Linked DNA regions of Homo sapiens: region 2 is linked to region 1. The links are chromatin loops, found by intact Hi-C in ENCODE. Cell type or tissue: endothelial cell of umbilical vein. All regions are shown on one strand. Each heading gives the region's core, and the rest is flanking DNA. Links, peaks and the distances in the headings are about the cores only. Region 1 overlaps AFG1L (AFG1 like ATPase). Region 2 holds the start of AFG1L (AFG1 like ATPase).

What was found. Peaks named below come from ENCODE experiments on the same cell type or tissue, not always from the same donor. Only the 100,000 strongest peaks of a DNase experiment are listed, where the experiment ranks them.
Region 2: a loop joins it to region 1, with 3 times the contacts of the local background. A loop is called at or near these places in 2 of 110 quality-filtered maps.

The regions. Positions count from the first base shown.
Region 1 is chr6:108,490,137-108,495,518 of GRCh38, forward strand. The region is part of intron 10 of AFG1L (AFG1 like ATPase); the gene reads left to right. LOC124901370 (a long non-coding RNA gene) reads right to left here. Exons shown (of 3, transcript XR_007059698.1): 1 at 1,219-5,382. Among named protein-coding and RNA genes, the nearest start is that of FOXO3, 68 kb to the right of the region's middle. In endothelial cell of umbilical vein, for the core only: a CTCF peak has its summit at 2,200 (motif pointing left); a DNase peak (open chromatin) is centred at 2,165.
Region 2 is chr6:108,291,737-108,297,118 of GRCh38, forward strand. AFG1L (AFG1 like ATPase) reads left to right here and starts at 3,318. Exons shown (of 13, transcript NM_145315.5): 1 at 3,318-3,482. The coding sequence starts at 3,344. It also overlaps the pseudogene RNU6-1144P. RefSeq lists an enhancer at 3,170-3,659. In endothelial cell of umbilical vein, for the core only: no CTCF peak of the experiment used is centred there; DNase peaks (open chromatin) are centred at 3,125 and 3,345; H3K4me3 peaks cover 1,469 bases; H3K27ac peaks cover 1,195 bases.

The DNA of each region.
Region 1 (5,382 bases), core at 116-5,115:
GATCACAAGGTCAAGAGATGGAGACCATCCTGGTCAACATGGTAAAACCCCATCTCTACTAAAAATACAAAAATTAGCTGGGTGTGGTGGCGCATGCCTTTTAGTCACAGCTACTCGGGAGGCTGAAGCAGGAGAATCACTTGAACCCAGGAGGCGGAGGTTGTAGTGAGCCGAAATCACGCCAGTACACTCCAGCCTGGCGACAGAGAGAGACTTCGTCTCAAAAGCAAACAAACAAACAAAAAAACAGAAGTAATTTACTAGATCAGTAATATCTTAGGGTTTGGATGTTACTTTGTAGAAAATCTTAATATAGTAAGCCACTGTCATAAGTTTATTAATTACCTAATCTTACTGCTTTTTAGCCTTAGCATATGTGAAAAACTGTAAGTTGTAAATTACTATACACATTTACATGGGAATATAAAAATTATCTTGCATACATGTTTGTACTGTCAATTTCTTTCCTGAACTTTCTGCATTGTCTCCCTATCATGTCCTATATAAATCCAAATAGTTACATAGTCACATCATCCGAACTGCAGCCTTTGCAATGCACTTCTTAATCTCCCCCTTCACTGCTTTATTAAAGCCAACGATGCTTTGTCTTTCTCAGGCTACTTCTTTATGCCAAATTCCATTCAATTTCGTGTTCATGAAATAGATTTCTACTTCCCTACACTGGGCTATTTCCCTCTGTTGAAAACCCACCTTCTCTAAGAATATCTCTCTCTACTGACGGATGCTCAGTACATACTTGGTAACTAACAAAATCAAAAGAGGCACTGCTGTTTATTATCTGAAGTTCTTACTGACATTTTATTTCCCTGATTCTCTTTTGCCTCCTGTTTAACTGAAAGCAGATGAAATAAGCTTTAAGCAGAAATAGAATAATTTTAGCATGGATTTATTTATGTCTTATCTGATTCCAAAAAGTATTTTATATGTGTGTACAGATACACACACACAACCATATACACACAGAATTAAATTTTTTAAAAATCAGGACAAAGGGAAAATAATGAATACTTAAGCTGAAAGACAGAAAAGTTAATATACATAAATCTACATCATAAACTTCTACATAGTTCTTAAAATCAAACAATTAAGTCAACACTCAGCCTTCTATCAGCCAAAGAGGGGAAAAGATATTCAGTAAGTTAGAAGATAAAAACAAACCAGTTACTCAGAAGTGATGATTTTTACTGGCACTTGTACCTTTCATAAATGGACTTCTGAAAGATGCCAGGAGACATTTCCTCAGCACCATTCCTGCTGCCGACATATGCTTGTATCTGATAGATTCTTATATCCAAGCTGAAAACATAATGACAAAGTAAAGTTTAATGAAACTATGCTATAAGGGCAAAAATAGTACTTTACAGCTGAGCTTTTCTCTTTATTTATCTGGCTTGATCCAGAAAAAATAGTTCTAAATGTTTAGAGATTGAATAGATGCATGTTATTCCGGCCTTTCATGGATGTTTTTATCTTTTAATAAAATTTGGGCAGCAGATAATTCAAGGTTGTCTTTTGGCAAGAAGATGAAGTGAATAATTCTGTTAGTCTTACTCATAGTTTGAAGGGCTTGGCCCTTTATTCCAGCAGCACGGGGAGATATTCAGTCTTGCCCTGATTCACTTTTTAATATCTTTTGAATATGAATTAGAATTTTTAACTGAGTATTTCCATGATTTGGAAAGCAGAAGAGTGGGAGGAAGAAAGCAACTCTTCAATATCCACTTCTTTTCCAGCTCTGATTAAGCTTTTCAAATATCCAAGCCTGAGAGAGTTCCATTTCTTTCCAATGGACTCTCACAAAGAAAGCAAAACAAACAAAAACAACAGCAAAAAGCAAAACAAAAGTAACAAAACCTCTGCATTTACAAGACTTTAACGTGTTCAGAAGTTACAGTTCTCAAATTTAAAATAACTTCTTAGCTATTCTAAAGCCTTTTCTCCTTTTTCATTTTGGGATCCTAAATATCTCTTTTTGTGCCACTTAGCTCTGATTTCCAAAGGAAAAAGTTAACACTGGTTCACCTTTCATGTCACATGCACATGCAAGACTGGTGTCAGAGAGTCTAGAACCTGACCTTGCACTATGCAGCTCATCTTTCCCATTTCTTCTGGGTAGATCTCAAAGCCAGACAAATGTACAAGTCTTTCCTCCCAAGGAGATGTAGCAAATACTGCCCTCTACTGAGGGTACAATCAGGATGGCTTGATTATGTTAATGATTAAGTACTGATTTCAATGATTATGGTAGAATAATGCTGGTACTAATTACTTCATCATTATTATATACTTTCTTATTAAAATCATTATATTCAGAAAGAGAATACAAAAGTGGTGGAAACATATTTCAGCCTTGGCCACATTCACTTATTATGTTCTGTAGTCTGGACAATCAGATATCACAGCACTATGTCTGAGGCATTCATGATAATGTTTAAACTTCCTTCTGTTTTGAACTAGCTAAGAAAATACCTTTTCCAGTGGGAAATTAGAAGGAGTTATTACAACATTATTTTAACAAAGGAGCTTGTGAAATAATTCTAGCAACAGTTGGGCTATTTTTCTTCCCCTTGCCAGTATTTTTTTTTTGTATCTACTGGATTGCTAATATTCAGAGTAATTTCACAGGACTAGCTATTAATGCAGTTACAATAAATTTTTTCTTTGTTCTTTATGACTTTAAAGGGTGAATTGTACATGTTTAACAGTACAGGATCATGTTAAAGTAAATGCCTTTTAACAAAAAGCTTCTCAAAAATATTAAACTAACCAATCAAATAATTATACACACACACACACACACAGAGAGAGACATACATTTGTAACGGCATGTTTTTAAAAAATGTTATATTATCTGTGTTCCTGGATCTGGAAAGTATGGGTTCTTTTATTAGGCTAAATGCTTACTGTAATGTACTATCCAGCTCACTTGTGCTGTTCCTGTTTTTCTAGAACAGGGTTTGCTTAGGATTGGCCTGAAGCTAAACAAATCTTAGCAAGGGAGCCGTGAGAATCAAAACCTAGTGATCCGAAGTGTTCCCACAGCATCTGATAAACTCCAAAGCTTAAACCTCTGGTTTCTTTAATTCAGAAACCTTAGATACTGTGAGAACTAGGAGGAGAGTCGAGCCAGGCTAAATCGTCTGGTGGTGAAGATAGCTTCCAGAACATGGTGAGCCAAGGTGTGTGAAGACCCATTTCCTCCAGCCTCACAAACCAAAGCAGCAGCCTTGTTCTTCACAGACTCCCTCTGCCTTCTGACTGCCCCTCACACTACAGTTAAGCTGAAAACTTAAGCTGAATAAAGAAGCTAGGCAAGACTTTCTAACTCTAGAAATATGGAGGGTCTTTCTGAGTGGGGGCTCTGAGCTACACTAGCTCATTTGCTGTTGTTAATTCTGTTGTACGGTCGAACCCAGTTTATCCCATTTCCAAAAGGAGCAACTTGACTTCTCCTAGATTTTAGATGTCTACCAAACAACAGATACCAGGTAATTAGCAAGGTATAGTCTGGTTCATTCAGTCCCAGGTGGTTAGTACAACCCATTCCACTAATTTTTACCATGTCGTGGATATGCTTTTGCAGTTGTTATGTATTGTCTTGGAGTTGTATTGATGCTTACATTTAGCGATGCTCATTAATGATGATGATGCTAATTAGGACGATTTCCTACTTCTTCATCTTCTTTTTCTTCTGTTTTTGAGACACAGTCTCACTGTCACTCAGGCTGGAGTGCAGTGGCATGATCTCAGCTCACTGCAACCTCCGCCCTTCAGGTTCAAGCGATTCTTGTACGTCAGCCTCCTGTGTAGCTACAGGCCTGTGCCACCATGCCTTGCTAATTTTTGTATTTTAGTAGAGATGGGGTTTTGTCATATTGGCCAGGCCAGTCTCGAGCTCAAGCAATCCGCCCGTCTCGGCCTCCCAAACTGCTGGGATTACAGGTGTGAGTCACCACACCTGGCGTCACATTTTCATTTTGGTTTTCTGTTTTTATGCCAATTGTTTCCATCCCCGCTCCCCCTGCTCCCCTGCCCCAGTGAGTCCAGCACGGTGCTTTTCACCTGGTAGATCTGATTCGATAGACCTGACTTGATGTGGCTTGTGTCTTGAGAAAATTGTCAGTTTCAGGATCCCCAGAATTAGACATCTCCAGAATTTGGAGATCTCTTTATTACATACACAAAGCTGGTCGAGTAGAGTAGAGGAGTGTACCCTCCTCTAGTTTGTCACATTGATTTTTTTGTTAAGTCATTGTTTCTACAAGCAAAATATGCCCCCCCCACCCCGCAAAAAAATACTGTATTAACCATTAAAAGGGGATGAGAATTTAGCAAAAATCTGGCAGATTTAGGTAGAACCAACCTCCTGCCATTGAGACTGTGTAAATCAAATGGCAAAACTTTCCCTCAGCACTCCAAAGAACACCCTGAGAAGCAGAATGTGTTAAGAATTGGTGATATTTTCTAGAATGGTGAGATATTTCCCAGCTGGGTGTTTGGACTTCATATTCGTGAGATTTCTCATATTGAGGTGCCATATGAATCTTGGGAAATTATTTACTCTGCAAATACACACATTTCAGTGCTCTGCTTTTCTTTCTTTTTTTCTTTTCTTTTCTTTTTTTTTTTTTCAGACAGAGTCTTGCTCTGTCACCCAGGCTGGAGTGCAGTGGTCCCATCTCAGCTCACTGCAACCTACGCCTCCCAGGTTCCAGTGATTCTCCTGCCTCAGCCTCCTGAGTAGCTAGGATTACAGGCGTGCACCACCCTGCCCAGCTAAATTTTTTTTGTATTTTTAGTAGAGATGGGGTTTCACCATGTTGGCCAGGCTGGTCTTCAACTCCTGACCTCAAGTGATCCACCCATCTCGGCCTCCCAAAGTGCTGGGATTACAAGCATGAGCCACCACACCCAGCCTTGTTTTTCTAATTATTATATTTATTATTTTGGAATCTGGCACATAAAAATAGTCTTAACATCAATTCGTGTGATATTTTCAGTTTGTTTTGAAAAGGATACATTCATCCTAATTCCATTCAAGCATTTTCTATTAAAAGGTACTTCTCTTTAAGATATGAAGTATTGTCATTGCCATGTAAATAAAGTAAGATACCACGCATGTTTGTTTAATGAACAGCTATCAGCGTATTCCTACAAAGGGTTTATAAGGAGGAGTCTATACAGATAAAGAGTAACCCTTAGGACCGTATAATCTAGATAGAGCTTGAAATCATAATCGTCCTACTTCAGCTGAAATAATGGTAGCAGAGCAGAGCATTAGTGAGGCAGAGGAAAAAGAAACTCCAGCTGACAGCTCATTTGGGTATACTGAAGTGGATCATTGTAGGGCAGAAGGTGGTC
Region 2 (5,382 bases), core at 57-5,056, 200 kb before region 1:
TTATGCTTAATATTAGATGCCAGAGCTACTTGCCATTTTCTCTAGGAAGATTTTTTAAATAAGGACAAGAAAATACCTTGTAATTTTATGACTTATTTCAAATAGTTTTCCTGACAATGTTAAAAAATTTTTTCAGGCTAATTATTTTGTTTAATTTGTTTTAGGAATTGCAGGAACAGCAGGATTAATGTTTTAATAAAATGGTTTACAATGGCTACTTAGTCTTCTGGTCATTCTCTTGACTACATCAATTATAATATAATTGAATACATCAATTACAATCTAAGTTATTAAGTTAATCTAAGTTATTTCCCTCTAAATTAGCTTACATTTGTACAAAATAAAGTTAATTTCCTAAGTTTCTACTTGCACAACCATGTGAAAATTTCCTGTAGGTCTTCTTTGGCATCAAATTATCCATGAGTGCTTATATCACCTCCATAATTATTAAGCTGTTGGAATTTCTAATAAAGGATAATTTCATTGGCCAAGGCAAGTGATTTTTCGGAGCAAACATAATGAAATCTAAATACTCTCTGAGAGTCTTTTGAGTGTGATAAATACATATGCAAGTCAAGGGAGAAACAATCAGATTTTTCAAAAGGTCTTTCACAAAGTGTCACACCAAAAATTAGCAACAAAATAAAAAAAAAATCACCATAGTATGGAAGAACAGTTTGTCATGTCAGGCAGTGGAATTACAGAGAGAAGATAAATAGTACGTGTAAATTGGCTTATTTTGACAGATACAATCAAAATAATTTTTTCCATGAATGATTTGACCAAGTTGGTAGAGACGTCTCTAAATTATTATACCGTGCTACACTTTCTCTTTCTTGTTTCTTTGGAATCCCTCTTCTAGTGTGGACCAACTGTCTGACTTCCTAGAGTTCTTCTTAGTGTAGTCTTTTCATTTGTTTTCACACAACTGAAGTTTCTCCTTCCTATACTCCAGACTTTCTTGCCTGCCTGACTTCACTGTATTCCCTGTTCTTGGAAGGTCTTTATCTCTTAAAAGTTAAGCTTGTAGTGCTTGCTTTGGCAGCACATATATTAAAATTGGAACGATACAGAGATTAGCATGATCTCTGCGCAAGGATGACACACAAATTCGTGAAGTAGTCCATGTTTTTAAAAATTAAAAAAAAAAAAGCTTTAAAGCTTGGGATGGTGGTTGGCACCTGTAGTCCCAGCTACTGGGGAGGCTGAAGCAGGAGGATCATGTAAGTTCAGGTGTTCAAGGCTACTATGCACAATGATGGAGTCTGTGAATAGCCACAGCACTTGGGCCTGGGCAACATAGTGAGGCCACTTCTCTTAAAAAAAAAAAAAACAAAAAACAAAAAAACAAAAGTTGAGTTTTTAGAAGGCCTTTTTGATTTACCAGCCAAACTGCTCTCTCATTGATTCCACAACACTGAATTATCTTTTAGCATGATCTCTGCGCAAGGATGACACACAAATTCGTGAAGTAGTCCATGTTTTTAAAAATTAAAAAAAAAAAAGCTTTAAAGCTTGGGATGGTGGTTGGCACCTGTAGTCCCAGCTACTGGGGAGGCTGAAGCAGGAGGATCATGTAAGTTCAGGTGTTCAAGGCTACTATGCACAATGATGGAGTCTGTGAATAGCCACAGCACTTGGGCCTGGGCAACATAGTGAGGCCACTTCTCTTAAAAAAAAAAAAACAAAAAACAAAAAAACAAAAGTTGAGTTTTTAGAAGGCCTTTTTGATTTACCAGCCAAACTGCTCTCTCATTGATTCCACAACACTGAATTATCTTTATTTTTAAAAAAATTTATTCTAAAAGTCTTTGTATTTTGTTCCCTCCCCCTTCCCCCTTCCCCTCCCCTTCACTCCCCCTTCCCCTCCCCTTCACTCCCCCTTCCCCTCCCCTCCTCTTCTCTTTTCTTTTTTTGAGACAGAGTCTCGCTCAGCTGCCCAGGCTGGAGTGCAGTGGCACGATCTCGACTCACTGCAGCCACCCTCTCCCGGATTCAAGCGATTCTCCCTGCCTCCGCCTCCCAAGTAGCTGGGATTATAGGCACCTGCCATCATGCCGGCTAATTTTTGTATTTTAGTAGAGACAGGGTTTCACCATGTTGGCTAGGCTGGTCTTGAACTCCTGACCTCAGGTGATACGCCTGCCTCAGCCTCCTAAAGTGCTAGGATTACAGGCGTGAGCCACCGCGCCGGGCCTTCTCTTTTTTTTTTTTTTTTTGTTTTTTTTTTGTTTTTTTGAGACAGGGACTCACTCTGTCTCCCAGGCAGGAGTGCAGTGGCACAATCCCAGCTCACTACAGCCTCCACCTCCTGGACGCAACCCCCACCTCGGCCTCCCTAGTAACTAGGACTACAGGGCACAGGCCACCATGCCCAGTTTTGTATTTTTTGCAGAGACAGGATCTCGCTATGTTGCCCAGACTGGTCTCAAACTCCCGGGCTCAAGCGATTCTCCTGCCTGGGCCTCCCAGGCATGAGCCACCTAGCCCGGCCTGTATTATCTTTTCTGGAATTCATCTCGCTTACTGGATTGCCAGCCTCTTCTGGACAGCAATTTGTACTCCTAATTCGCTTATTATAGTATGTCAAAGCATTTATTGTTTAATCAAATTAGGGCAGATCAATGAGAAGTTACCCTTCGGATACACTGTCCCATGACTTCTCCGTCCACCGACAGTCCTTCTTAGGCCCTTGGCTTTCCCATGCCACTTATACAATCTTTCAAAACATTTGAGTGCGTACCATTTATATTATTCAAATACGAAAAGGGAAAGCGGTAGGCGCACATTTCAGGTACTCGTCAAAGATGAGTTGGACGCTGGAGATAAAATAAAAAATGGGCCTACCATTTAGGGAGGTGTGACGAAGTGACACCACTCTTCCGTTAAAACCCGAGGGCCCATTGGGTCACCTCCATTTTATTCAGGTTTCGGAATCTCGGTCATGTGAGCTAACTTAAAAGGCTCAAGAGTGGTTACCTGCCTACCCGTCATAATCACTTCCCAATTCCTTGAAAACTTCGGGTTCCTCGGCCGGCCGCCAGCGCCGGGCGGAGAATCGCCCTCCCTCCCACTGCCCAGACTGGAGCTGCCTGTTCCGTTCCACCCCGCCCCACCCCACTGCATGCTGGGAGTCGTAGTCCCGGCTGGCAGCGTCCGGAAGGACGGGAGGGCACGGGAGTGCAGCCCGCCCATGTGGCTACTGGAGGTCACGTTCCCTAACTGATCCCTTGGTTCTCTCGGGTGGAGCCTTCAGCGTGCACGGCGGGGTTTGACTTTGCCACCGTCTCTCTTCTGGGTTCCAATAAAGTTTTCCTCTTCCTCTCCTCGTACGGAGTTCAAGATGGCGGCCTCCTGGTCGCTCTTGGTTACCCTGCGCCCCTTAGCACAGAGCCCGCTGAGAGGGAGATGTGTTGGGTGCGGGGCCTGGGCCGCCGCTCTCGCTCCTCTGGCCACCGCCCCTGGGAAGCCCTTTTGGAAAGGTCAGTGACTGTGCCATGAGTAGTCCGAGCCGACTGCATATGACTGGAGAAGCCTCTGGGATTACCCTCCCTGTCCGATCTACCCCAGGTGTCTCCTGCTTTCACGAAGCTGAGGGCTCCTCGAGAGGAGTTTCCATTTCTCTTGACCTTTTATACTGTCTGTGAATGAGCCCTGAGCACTGAGGGAAATGACCCTGAGTGACTTTCATTTTGAGGGTCAGAGGTTGACTCAGAGTTTGTTCCTTCCGGGACGTTTAGAGAGCTGAACCTAGTGGGAGTGCCTGGCTTGAAGAGATGCAGGTGTGGGGTTGGGGCCTGGGGACCCCTACCCTCTGCGTTTTCCAAGCTCTCGGGGCTGGTGACTGACGGGCACTGGAGGAAGAGCCGCGCCTGGGACCTCTGCAGGCCCTGATGTCTCTCGTGATTCTAGGAAGGAAGGTCCACACACATTCTCAGATTGAGGGATCGATTCTTGGTGTTCTTTTCAAGTCACTAGGGGCTTCAGTGGAATTATTTTGTCACCGGGCTTTCTTTCTCCCTGGCTTCCTTCATTCAGTTATATGTTCATGAATGAATGAATGAATGTATATTCTGAGTAACCAAGAGTGCCAGTTTTACTGCTCTATTCATGTATTCGCACTAAACTGCACGATTTTCAAAGGCAAGGACATTGTGTCATTGTTTCCTAAGCACTTAGCGCAATGATTGGTACTTGACGTGCAAATATGATTTTTGAGTGAATGAATGAATGAAATTATTCTCCTTGTCTCCCTCATCCACATACTCGTTTTCCTTTTTCTCAAATCCAAGCAACCCCTGTAATATACCTTAATAGATTGATAGACCTTAATAAGGTATATACCTTAATAGATTATTTATTAATTTAGCTAAAAATATGACAATCTTTGACCCTTATCATCAATGCAGTTGAAATTAATACTAGAACTTTGATTAGGTCACCTTACGTCTTTCTGCAAAGATTAGCATAATGCATTTAGTATAATGGAATAGGCTCCACACACTGCCTGGGGGTAGCCCTGATCTGCTGGAGTAGTCGTTAAAAGTAAATAAATAAATAAAGATATAATGGAATATTCTGGTAGTGTAAGCTGTGGATTATAATATAAATTTTATTTTTCATTTTTGGTAGTCAATAAAAGCAAATGCTATAAATTTCAACAGGTGCAAGAAAGAATATGGCAAAATGTAAGGCTTTTTTCTATCCCTATCCCTTAGCTGCTTAGTTTTTCTCCTCAGAGGCAATCTGTGATACTAGTTTCTTATGTATTCTTCCAGATATATTCTGTGTATGTATAAGCATATACATATATAGATAATGGTATTAAAAAAATAGAAGTAGTAACATGCTGTACACATTGTTTTGTGTATACAGCAGTTAATTCTGTTAATTGTTAATTTCTTTTTAAATTTAGTAGCTTGGAGATCATTCCATATCAATACCATATCAATTTCATATGAATAGAACTGCCTCGTGTTTTAAGTTTTAAAAATAGTATTCCATTCTATGTATATACCATGATTTATGAACATTAAAGATTTAAGGAGCATCATTATAACATATAAAATTCACTGAATGCTTATTCTGTGTCATACAATATACTAAGTACTTTCTACATACATTATCTTATTATTCCTCATTATCCTCATTTTGGAGATCATGAATCCAAGGTTGCTGAAGTTATATGGCTAGTAAGTGTCAGAACTGGATTCAAGTGAAGGCTGTGCTATTAATCTATACTCACACTTTCTCCAATACACAAAATTTAGCCAATTCTGGGTGTGAAGATTTGATGAAAATGCAGTTAGGTTAGAGGTCCATTTAATTGTATCTAAGGACGCTCCCTTCCCCTCTTTATTTTTATTTTGTTTATTTATTTAT